Linked DNA regions of Homo sapiens: region 2 is linked to region 1. Evidence: chromatin contacts called from ENCODE Hi-C or POLR2A ChIA-PET data. All regions are on one chromosome and are shown on one strand. Each heading gives the region's core, a stretch centred on a gene start or an enhancer-like site at or near the end of the contact. The rest is flanking DNA. Distances are from core to core; before and after follow the strand shown.

Region 1 (4,390 bases), core at 864-3,363:
ACACAGTGCTGATTGATTATCGATTAGCTGGGGGAAAGGGGAATGGGAGGTGCATGCTCTGTATTTATACACCAACAGTCCTCAGCTGAATATTTACTATAAGCCATTCTATTATGATGATGTCATGTCTAAAGCACTTCAGCTAAAATGCCATTTAATAATCTAAATTTAGAGAATTTAAGTCCTTCACATTTAACAGGCAATGCATACCTTTAGTCTTTTAGTACCTCTCAAAACCAATGAGTCAGAAATGTCCAGATCTCCACTGGAAATAAATAAGCACTTCTAAATGCTAGTGGGAAGACCAAAACCATATAAAATATATATCATAGTCATTTAAAAAATTAGTTTCTGCTATGAGGCAGACTTAGCTTGATAAATTTCAAATAGCCTTTCTCAATATCAGAATTTTTTTTCTTTTGTTACTGGTTCAGTAACAATCAACAATATCAAGCAATTAGATGAATTAATGAAAGCCACAGGATATATGATATCTGTTAATAGAGAACATTCAGAAATGAAAAAAAAATTTGCCAACTTCCTTCTAGAGCAAAACATTCTTCTGGAGCACAATTCTCATTCATTGAATATCCAACTGTGAAACCACTAAAGGAACTGCCCAGCAGATCGCCTTAAAGCAGCAGTTCTCAAATATTTTGGTCTTGGGACCCTTTTACACTCTTTTTTTTTTTTGAGATGGAGTCTTACTCTGTCGCCCAGGCTGGAGTGCAGTGGTGTGATCTCAGCTCACTGCAACCTCTGCTTCCCGGGTTCAAGTGATTTGATCCTGCCTCAGCTTCCCAAGTAGCTAGGATTACAAGCACGTGCCACCACGCCCAGCTAATTTTTTGTATTTTTAGTAGAGATGCAGTTTTATCGTACTAGCCAGGATGGTCTCGATCTCCTGACCTTGTGATCTGCCCACCTCGGTCTCCCAAAGTGCTGGGATTACAGGCATGGGCCACTGCACCTGGCCTACGCTGTTAATAATGATTGAGTACCTCCAAAGAGCTTTGCTTATGTGGGTTATGCATATCCACACTTATCGCATTAGAAATCAAAACTGAGAACATTTTTAAACAAAAGACTACAGAAATACACATGCCACATGGCCTCTGGAAGACTTCACAGTATACTCAGACGAGAATGAAAGTGAAAAAATTACATACTAGTGTTATTATGAAAATAGTTAAAAAAAAAAAATGACTGCATAGATTCAAAGATCTTGGGGGACTTCCAGAGGTCCCTGGGCCACACTTTGAGAACTGCTATCTTAGGTCTCTAAAGGTTAGAAAAATAAGTAGCAGAATTTAGACAAGCAATATGTTGCCTAAATTCAGGTAAAAAGTATCATAAGTTTGGCAACTTATAAGCATTTTGAACAAATTTTTATAGAAGCATTAAAGCATAAGAGCACACCAGGATGTACCAGCTATAAAAAACAGAAAGTCCTAGAAAACAGGGTAAGAATATTTACATTTGCTGACTAATAGCTAAAATAATCTGTGTAAGAATGAAATACTGCCAGGCACGGTGGCTCACACCTGTAATCTCAGCACTTTGGGAGGCTGAGGCAGGCGGATCACAAGGTCAAGAGATCGAGACCATCCTGGCCAACATGGACTAAAATACAAAAATTAGCTGGGTGTGGTGGCACGTGGCTGTAGTCCCAGCTACTCAGGAGGCTGAGGCAGGAGAATTGCTTGCATCCAGGAGGCGGGGGTTGCAGTGAGCCAAGATCGCATCACTGCACTCCAGCCTGGCGACAAAGCGAGACTTCGTCTCACAGAAAAAAAAAAAAAAAAAAAAAAAAGAAATAACTTTTGAAAAGCAAAACAAACACTCAAATTATAACTATTGTCCTCAGAAAGAACCAGGAAGGCTATTGGGCTTACATTAAAATGGCTAGCTTCCGTATAATGGAATAGTGAAGCGGTCATGTTTTCTGAGAGTTCAATAAAATGCAGAGAATCATTTCCAGTAAATAAGAAAAATCTCAGTTTCATAAGCAAACTCTGTATCTGAATCAGATATCCTTTCCCATGGCCCAACTAATATGCATGATTCATGGGCCTCTACGTAGATTGAAATCTGTGTAAAATCTGCTTATAAGTACATAAGGAAATGAAGCTCAGAGCTCTATTAAAAAACAGTAGTGTTGTTATCTGTCAAGTTGTGGTACAAACCGTTTGAGAGCCAAGATTCCAGAGAAGAGATGTAAGCAATGATTATGGTTATTTATATGATTCAAAAAGGAGCAAACAGAATGCTAACCACTAAAAAAACCATCTAATGCCACTAAATATAGAACACCTTATATGCCTCGACATGTCTAAGCAAGCACACCCTCCTTGCAGCACAGTGCTAAGACCTTAGTGGATCATTCTCTGACTTCTGCTTTTTATCAACATCAAATTACCTTTCAGCTCATTGACACAGATGCGCAAAATCGAACTTGGAAATACTCAACACCAGATCAAAAAAACAAAACAAAATAAAATCTCCCCAAACACTGAAAGGGTAGGGAGGCATCGTAAGGCGTGTTTCTTGGGGAAACCTTAGTATTTTAGGTAACAGTTGTGAATGGCGCAGGCCCTGCGACAGCTCTGCTTCTGGCCAGCAGACTCTGAGCAAGTCAATCTGTGTTCTCATGGCCCCTTCTGTGCTATGGGGATAAGGACCCATCCTCCTGTGGCTGTTGTGATTAGTAAATGAGACTACGGCTGTTAAATGTCGAGCATAACGCCGGCCACAATAAATGTTAGCTCCTATATTCAAAAGTCCATGAAAAAGACAGAAAGCTGGCACTCCTACAAGCAAAAAGAGTAACAATGAAGCAGAAAATGAGATTGATCTATACAGCAAAAGCTGTATTCCATAAGTTTGCTTTTACGCTGAATGGTACAAAAATGTTCTTAAATAACTTGACTGCTAGCAGTGGTATCACCCATCTGGGCCCATAGGAGAGGAAGGGGCATCCGGTGTATGCAGTTCTGTCCAGTTTAACTCAAGAGGCAGACACCCAAGGGACTGCTGCCAGCACCTTCCAATTTCATAATATCTGTACTTTAATCTCTCTTTTATTCTATTAATTTACTCTTTATTTTCCTTTCCTTTCCTATGACTTAAAAGGGGGAAAGGAGACTGGGGCAAGCCAATGAGAACTGTTTGCATCTTGACAATCGTCCTTTTCTGCCTTGATTTATGCTGTACTCACAGTGAGACATTCAGTGGGGCTGAGCCATGGTGTCCCCATAGTGGGTAATGTTAGAGGGGATGGCAGAGGCAGAGGGAGCTAACAGGGAAACATGGAGGTCTGGGGCCTGCATCCCAAGCCCTCCACTTGGTGATATTAACACATCCTCGCCTAAGTGCCAACTGTCACATACCTCAGTTTCTTCATCTGTAAAATGGGGATAAGAAGTACTAACTTCAAAAGGTTGCTGTGAGAATAAATTGAATAATGTATTTGAAAGCACTTCATAACCTTCAATTTATGGGTGGGGGAAAGGCAGTCACTATCACAGCACGACTGGAACAGGACTGCTACCAGGAACCCAGGTTCACTGGAAGTAAGATGCCACAGTCTGGTTTCATAATACACGCCTATACCCAGGAGAAGATTGACTCTTGTACAAAAATATTAAGGCTGATGAATGGAGTCAAGTCAAAAATAGCTTTAGCACTTTAAGAAAATCATTGTGAGTAAACCAATGGTATGTGCTAAAACTCCTTATTCTTCACTCCATTGTAGGCAACCTACATGTAAGTGTGTCTTTTCCTTGTACATAAGCTAGGCTGCTTGAGGTTCAAGAAACTGAAATTTGGAGAGACCAAAGTGGAACAGCATTTGCCCATAGTGAAAAAAAGAGGCATTTTTGAAGTTTGTATGTATGTATGTATGTATGTACGTATGTATTTAGTTATTTATTTAGTTATTTATGAGATGGAGTCTCGCTCTGTGGCCAGGCTGGAGTGCAATGGCGTGATCTCAGCTCACTGCAACCTGTGCCTCCTAGGTTCAAGCGATTCTCCTGCCTCAGCCTCCCTAGTAGCTGGGACTACAGCCATGTGCCACCATCCACAGCTAATTTTTTAATTTTTAGTAGAGATGGGGTTTCACCATGTTGGCCAGGGTGGCCTCGATCTCTTGACCTTGTGATCTGCCCGCCTTGGCCTCCCAAAGTGCTGGGATTACAGGTGTGAGCCACCGCGCCTGGCCGAAGATTTTATTTCAATTCACACGTCACAACACTTCAAACAAAAGATCCCATCAGTGGCACACAGATTCTAAGATGGCCCCCAGTGATCCCACCTCCTGGGGTTCACAGCTGGTGTGATCTGCTCCTGTTACGTGTGGGCAGGACCTGTGATTTGGTTCTAACCAATA
Region 2 (4,535 bases), core at 1,427-3,926, 130 kb after region 1:
CGATTTTTTTTTTTTTTTTTTTAGACAGAGTCTTGCTCTGTCACCCAGAGTGGAGTGCAATGGTGCAATCTTGGCTCACTGCAGCCTCTGCCTTCTCAGTTCAAGCAATTTTCCTGCCTCAGCCTCCTGAGTAGCTGGGACAACAGGCACACACCACCACTCCTTGCTAATTTTTTTTTCTTTGTTTTTGTATTTTTAGTAGAGATGAGGTTGGTCAGGCTGGTCTTGAACTCCTGACCTCCCTCCCAGTGATCCACCCGCCTCGGCCTCCCAAAGTGCTGGGATTACAGGTGTGAGCCATCGCGCCTGGCCTATTCTGCAACAATTCACATTTTGAAGGGCTAAACTATTTTCCTTCTCTTTGTTATGAAACTCCAATTTTACACAAAATACTGAGTTTTATATAGAAAGTGGTCATCCTTCCCGTTCCATCTGGATGTTGCCTGGCTCCCTTTAAGTCTGCACAAAGACAAGCAGGTGTCAGGCAAATGCAGCAGGATCGTGTTGCGGGGCAGAACACCACTGGCCCAAGCGAGGAGAGGAGCTGTATCACCTTGGGCCATCTACCTGGTCACTCGTCACGTGACAGGTTCTGCTCAGCTGACATCTAAGGTTCTGTTGGGCTCTGTATTCTACCAACTTTTTGGAATTGCAGGAAAAGTCTGCACCTGTCATTTTATTGACTCTTCTCTGTCTTCCTGGAGTTATTAGTGAAAGCAATTTTTGTAAAAACCCCTTGGGAACACCACGGAACATTCTGTGCTTTCTCAGCAGCTGGGGGAAGAGTGCGATGCTCTCCGGTGAGAGGAGGGGGCCCCCAAGAGCTAGAAAGAGAAGATGCTTCTCCACTTACTTACAACTCTGGATCCACCCTCTAAACCAAACAACACAACCTTCATGGTACCCCCAGAAAACAGCCTTTCGGAGCCCTTTCCAGTCTCTTCCGCAGCCTCTCTGTTTCCATCCACCTTCACTGAACTCTGGTTATGACGCTAGTCATTTTCTGCGTCTTCGGGAGATGAACTTGTGTCATCTTCCAAAGACACGTCTGGTCCAGGCGTGCTCTCTTTAGGCTGTGAGCTCTTAGATGCCTTTAGTAAAACAGGAGATGAGTGACTGTGGGCAAAAGACAAGCTGTGTGCAAACTGACCCCAGGGGCCGCCATGGAGCTGGTGAGTTACTGAGGTGTCTGTGCTCAAGGGAGCCCAGGTTCCAAGTCCCCGAGGGCGCGTGTGAATTCACTATGGGTGGATGCCTTCGCTGCTAGGTCTCCAAGAAAGCCTAGTCATTTCTAGGTCAAGTCATCCATTCTTTCCGTGGAAGAGAAATTTCATGTCACATTGCAAAGACCTCTCTTCCCTTTGAAATCACGGAATGATCTTAAAATAGGACAAACTCCTCTAAAATCAATAGTTCTGTGTCTTAGTGTTCGTTTTCCCCCATTTTCTCAGACTGCATAATTTATTCAAGAGCTACTGGAAGTGGGGCACAGAAAAATTTAATGAGTCCCGAGCACGGAGGCTGTCCCTCCAAGTTAGGGTTTTGTGGATCGTGCACCATTTTGTCCGGGAGGCTGGATGCTGGCTATGATATTTTAAAACTTTGTTTTTTTGTTTTTTTTTGAGACAGAGTTTAGATCTGTTGCTCAGGCTGGAGTGCAGTGGCACGATCTTGGCTCACTGCAACCTCCACCTTCTGGGTTCAAGCGATTCTCCTGCCTCAGCTTCCTGAGTAGCTAGAACTACAGGCACCTGCCACCACACCCAGCTAATTTTTGTATTTTTAGTAGACGCAGCATTTCATCATGTTGGCCAGGCTGGTCTCAAACTTCTGACCTCAAATGATCCACCCACCTCGGCCTCCCAAAGTGCTGGGATTACAGGCATGAGCCACCGCACCCAGCCTTAAACCACTTCTTCATGCTCCCCAAAACAAGACTTTTCTCCCAGACCGGCACATTTCAAGTAATAGTCAACATTTTTTTTTCCTAATAATGTTTACTTAAGATGACTGCTATGCCATCTTTCTGATGACCAAGTACTGACATATTTACTGACAAGTTAATCACATCCTCATCAGCACACAAAAATTAAAGAAGAAACGTTTTGGAAAACAGAGAGAAGAAAAATGAGTAACAAATCACCATGTTGCCTTTATGTATAACCAGAAACTTATTAATATGCTACAAAATGGATCAAATGTTTCAGGTTTAAAAGCTTTTTCAGAATAATCAGTTTATGTAAAGCACTGGAAAATTAAGTGAAATTCAAGCCAAGTATCCCTGGGAAATGCAGTGAGTTACTCTCCTAGCAGAATGCAACTCAGAACAGCCTTTGATTTAAAATTTTAATGCTGTGATTAGTTTAAAGTGTGGGGGAAAGGAAAGTGGGGTAGACAAGAAAATAATTCAGGACTCCAGAATCCTGACACCTCTTCCACCAGGAGGAGTGGGGACCATTCCAGTGCAAAGGGGTCCAGAGAATGGTGCAGTTGGACACAAACAGAGGTGGAAGGTACCCGTCTTGGGTCTTTCTCTGATAAGGAATTATCACTTATTTTCTGGTGGATGGCTTTTAGTTTCTCTGATCTTTTAGCTGTGGCATGCCAGAATAGTGGTACTGACCCAGCTGACTTAGAGACCTGCCAGGAGAGGGCGGATTCTAAAGCAAATTCAAAGCCTGGCCACTCTATGCCCAGTTGAGGACAGAGAGAGCAAGTGCAGAGAAAGAAACGATGTGGGAAAGAGCTGGGTGGACACAGATGGCAGAGGGCGGAGGCTCCCCATCCTAAGTGGTCCCCATGCCGGTGGGGCATGGAGCCAAGGTATGCCTGTCTCTGAGTTGGACCAAGCACCACCTCTTCCCCTCCTGGCTGCAGCATAGGTGGGTGGGGTGGTAAGTCTCTACCAGCCCCACCCACCCACAGGCTACCCTCTCAAATGGGGGCTCGTGGGACGAGGCAGAGGGCAGCTGGGCCAAAAACCCTAAGTCTAATCTTATACTTAAAAAAATTGCAATTTCAATAAGAATTTCTCTGAATTGAATATATTTAGTCCACCAAAGGAGAGCTCAGAGAAGGTGCTTAAGGCAACTGGTAACAGAAGAAAAGCTCAAGGAGACCAATGTGCTAACATGTAATTCTGCAGGGCTCGTACCGACGTAACACAGTTTCAAAGCACTTGAACTTGTACCAAGAATTCCCCTTCTGCACCTTCAGTGCCTTTCTCCCACATAGTGCTAAAACTCCCAATCATACCTAAAATCCACATGTAAAGACTAAAACACAGTAACTCCCACTGAAAAGAGAAAAGACTCCAATTACCTGTTCCATTTCCGTCTAATCCTCGCAAATAAGGAAAACTGTCCACCTCCGAAGGGGAGCTGGCGGCCGTGAGAAACGCGGTCAGGTCACTGTAGCTGGTGTTCTCAGGCAACCTCAGAGCCCTTCTCTGGAAATGAACGCGAGGCTGTGGCCGGGCACCTGCAGAGATTAACCTCCGAGTTATCTCCCCCAGGAGCAGTTTCTGTTTTTAGAAAATGCAAAACCAGGAAGTGCCTCTCTAAGGTTTCAGCACGCCTCCCCCACCCTGCTCCCTCTCACAAGGCCTCCCTTCCCCCATTCATGCAGGACACAGAGATGTGACAACATGCTATTATGGGGAGAGAAATAATAGCCCATTGTCACATTTGTTTTGACACAGGATGTTATTTAGGTTTTTAACAAAAAGCTTTTTCCAAGTTCCATGTGCAAGCAGTCTTGTCACTGCCCAGCATTTGCCTGTGGATCTGGGTAGCATTTTGGGAAACTCCATGTAAATGAAACAAGTAGATGACTATTAATCTCTTTACTCAAACAATGTAAGAGATACTCTTTGATACCGCTGCAAACCCGTCTTTAATCTCCCTGGAAAAATCTGGTTTAATGCCATGAACCAAATTGAAGGAGGGCAAGGGAATTAACAGTGCAACCTTGAAAAGAATTGCAAACAATACCCCAGCGGCAATGAATCTTCTCTTTCTGTGGGAGCTGCCATTTGTCATCATCCAGTCTATTCTGGAGGCGTGCTTCCTACTTGTGATGGATTATGTCACAGAATTTAGGATGAGACTTTTGAAATGATGCAAAATGATGCTTCTTCACCAAACTCAACTCCTTTGTGTAGGAGGACAGGTTGGGCTGACAGGCCCTAGACAGTTGGTTGTGCCGTCCTCTGCAGCTTAACTTTGCTCCAAATTTTCTTTTTCTTTTCTTCTTCTTTTTTTTTTTTGAGATGGAGTTTTGCTCTTGTCGCCCAGGCTGGAGTGCAGCGGTGTGATCTCAACTCCCTGCAACCTCTGCCTCCCGTTCAAGCGATTCCCCTGCCTCAGTCTCCCAAGTAGCTGGGATTACAGGTGCCCGCCACCACACCCAGCTAATTTTTGTATTTTTAGTAGAGGCAGGGTTTCACCATGTTGGCCAGGCTGGTCTTGAACTCCTGACCTCAGGTGATCCACCCGCCTCAGCCTCCCAAAGTGTTGGGATTACAGGTGTGAGCC

The links. Hi-C counts contacts between places; a loop is a spot of excess contacts on that map. ChIA-PET counts read pairs that join two places held with the same protein, here RNA polymerase II (POLR2A). Pooled maps may share reads with other maps.
Region 2: a loop to region 1 is called in a pooled map, with 4 times the contacts of the local background. The contact joins two enhancer-like sites. A Hi-C loop is called at or near these places in 2 of 50 pooled maps. POLR2A ChIA-PET finds 5 or more read pairs at or near these places in 5 of 52 experiments (activated CD4-positive, alpha-beta T cell, activated CD8-positive, alpha-beta memory T cell, activated T-cell and 1 more).

Annotation. Positions count from the first base shown.
Region 1 is chr10:15,121,743-15,126,132 of GRCh38, forward strand. The region is part of intron 8 of NMT2 (N-myristoyltransferase 2); the gene reads right to left. Among named protein-coding and RNA genes, the nearest start is that of RPP38, 27 kb to the left of the region's middle. RefSeq lists enhancers at 1,134-1,313, 2,220-2,359. Within about 2 kb of position 2,114, at least 4 of the 41 ENCODE cell types and tissues checked have a DNase peak (open chromatin) inside an H3K27ac peak, as active enhancers do.
Region 2 is chr10:15,251,400-15,255,934 of GRCh38, forward strand. It overlaps FAM171A1 (family with sequence similarity 171 member A1), which reads right to left. Exons shown (of 8, transcript NM_001010924.2): 4 at 3,322-3,480. Among named protein-coding and RNA genes, the nearest start is that of FAM171A1-AS1, 45 kb to the left of the region's middle. RefSeq lists an enhancer at 4,315-4,535. Within about 2 kb of position 2,677, at least 5 of the 41 ENCODE cell types and tissues checked have a DNase peak (open chromatin) inside an H3K27ac peak, as active enhancers do.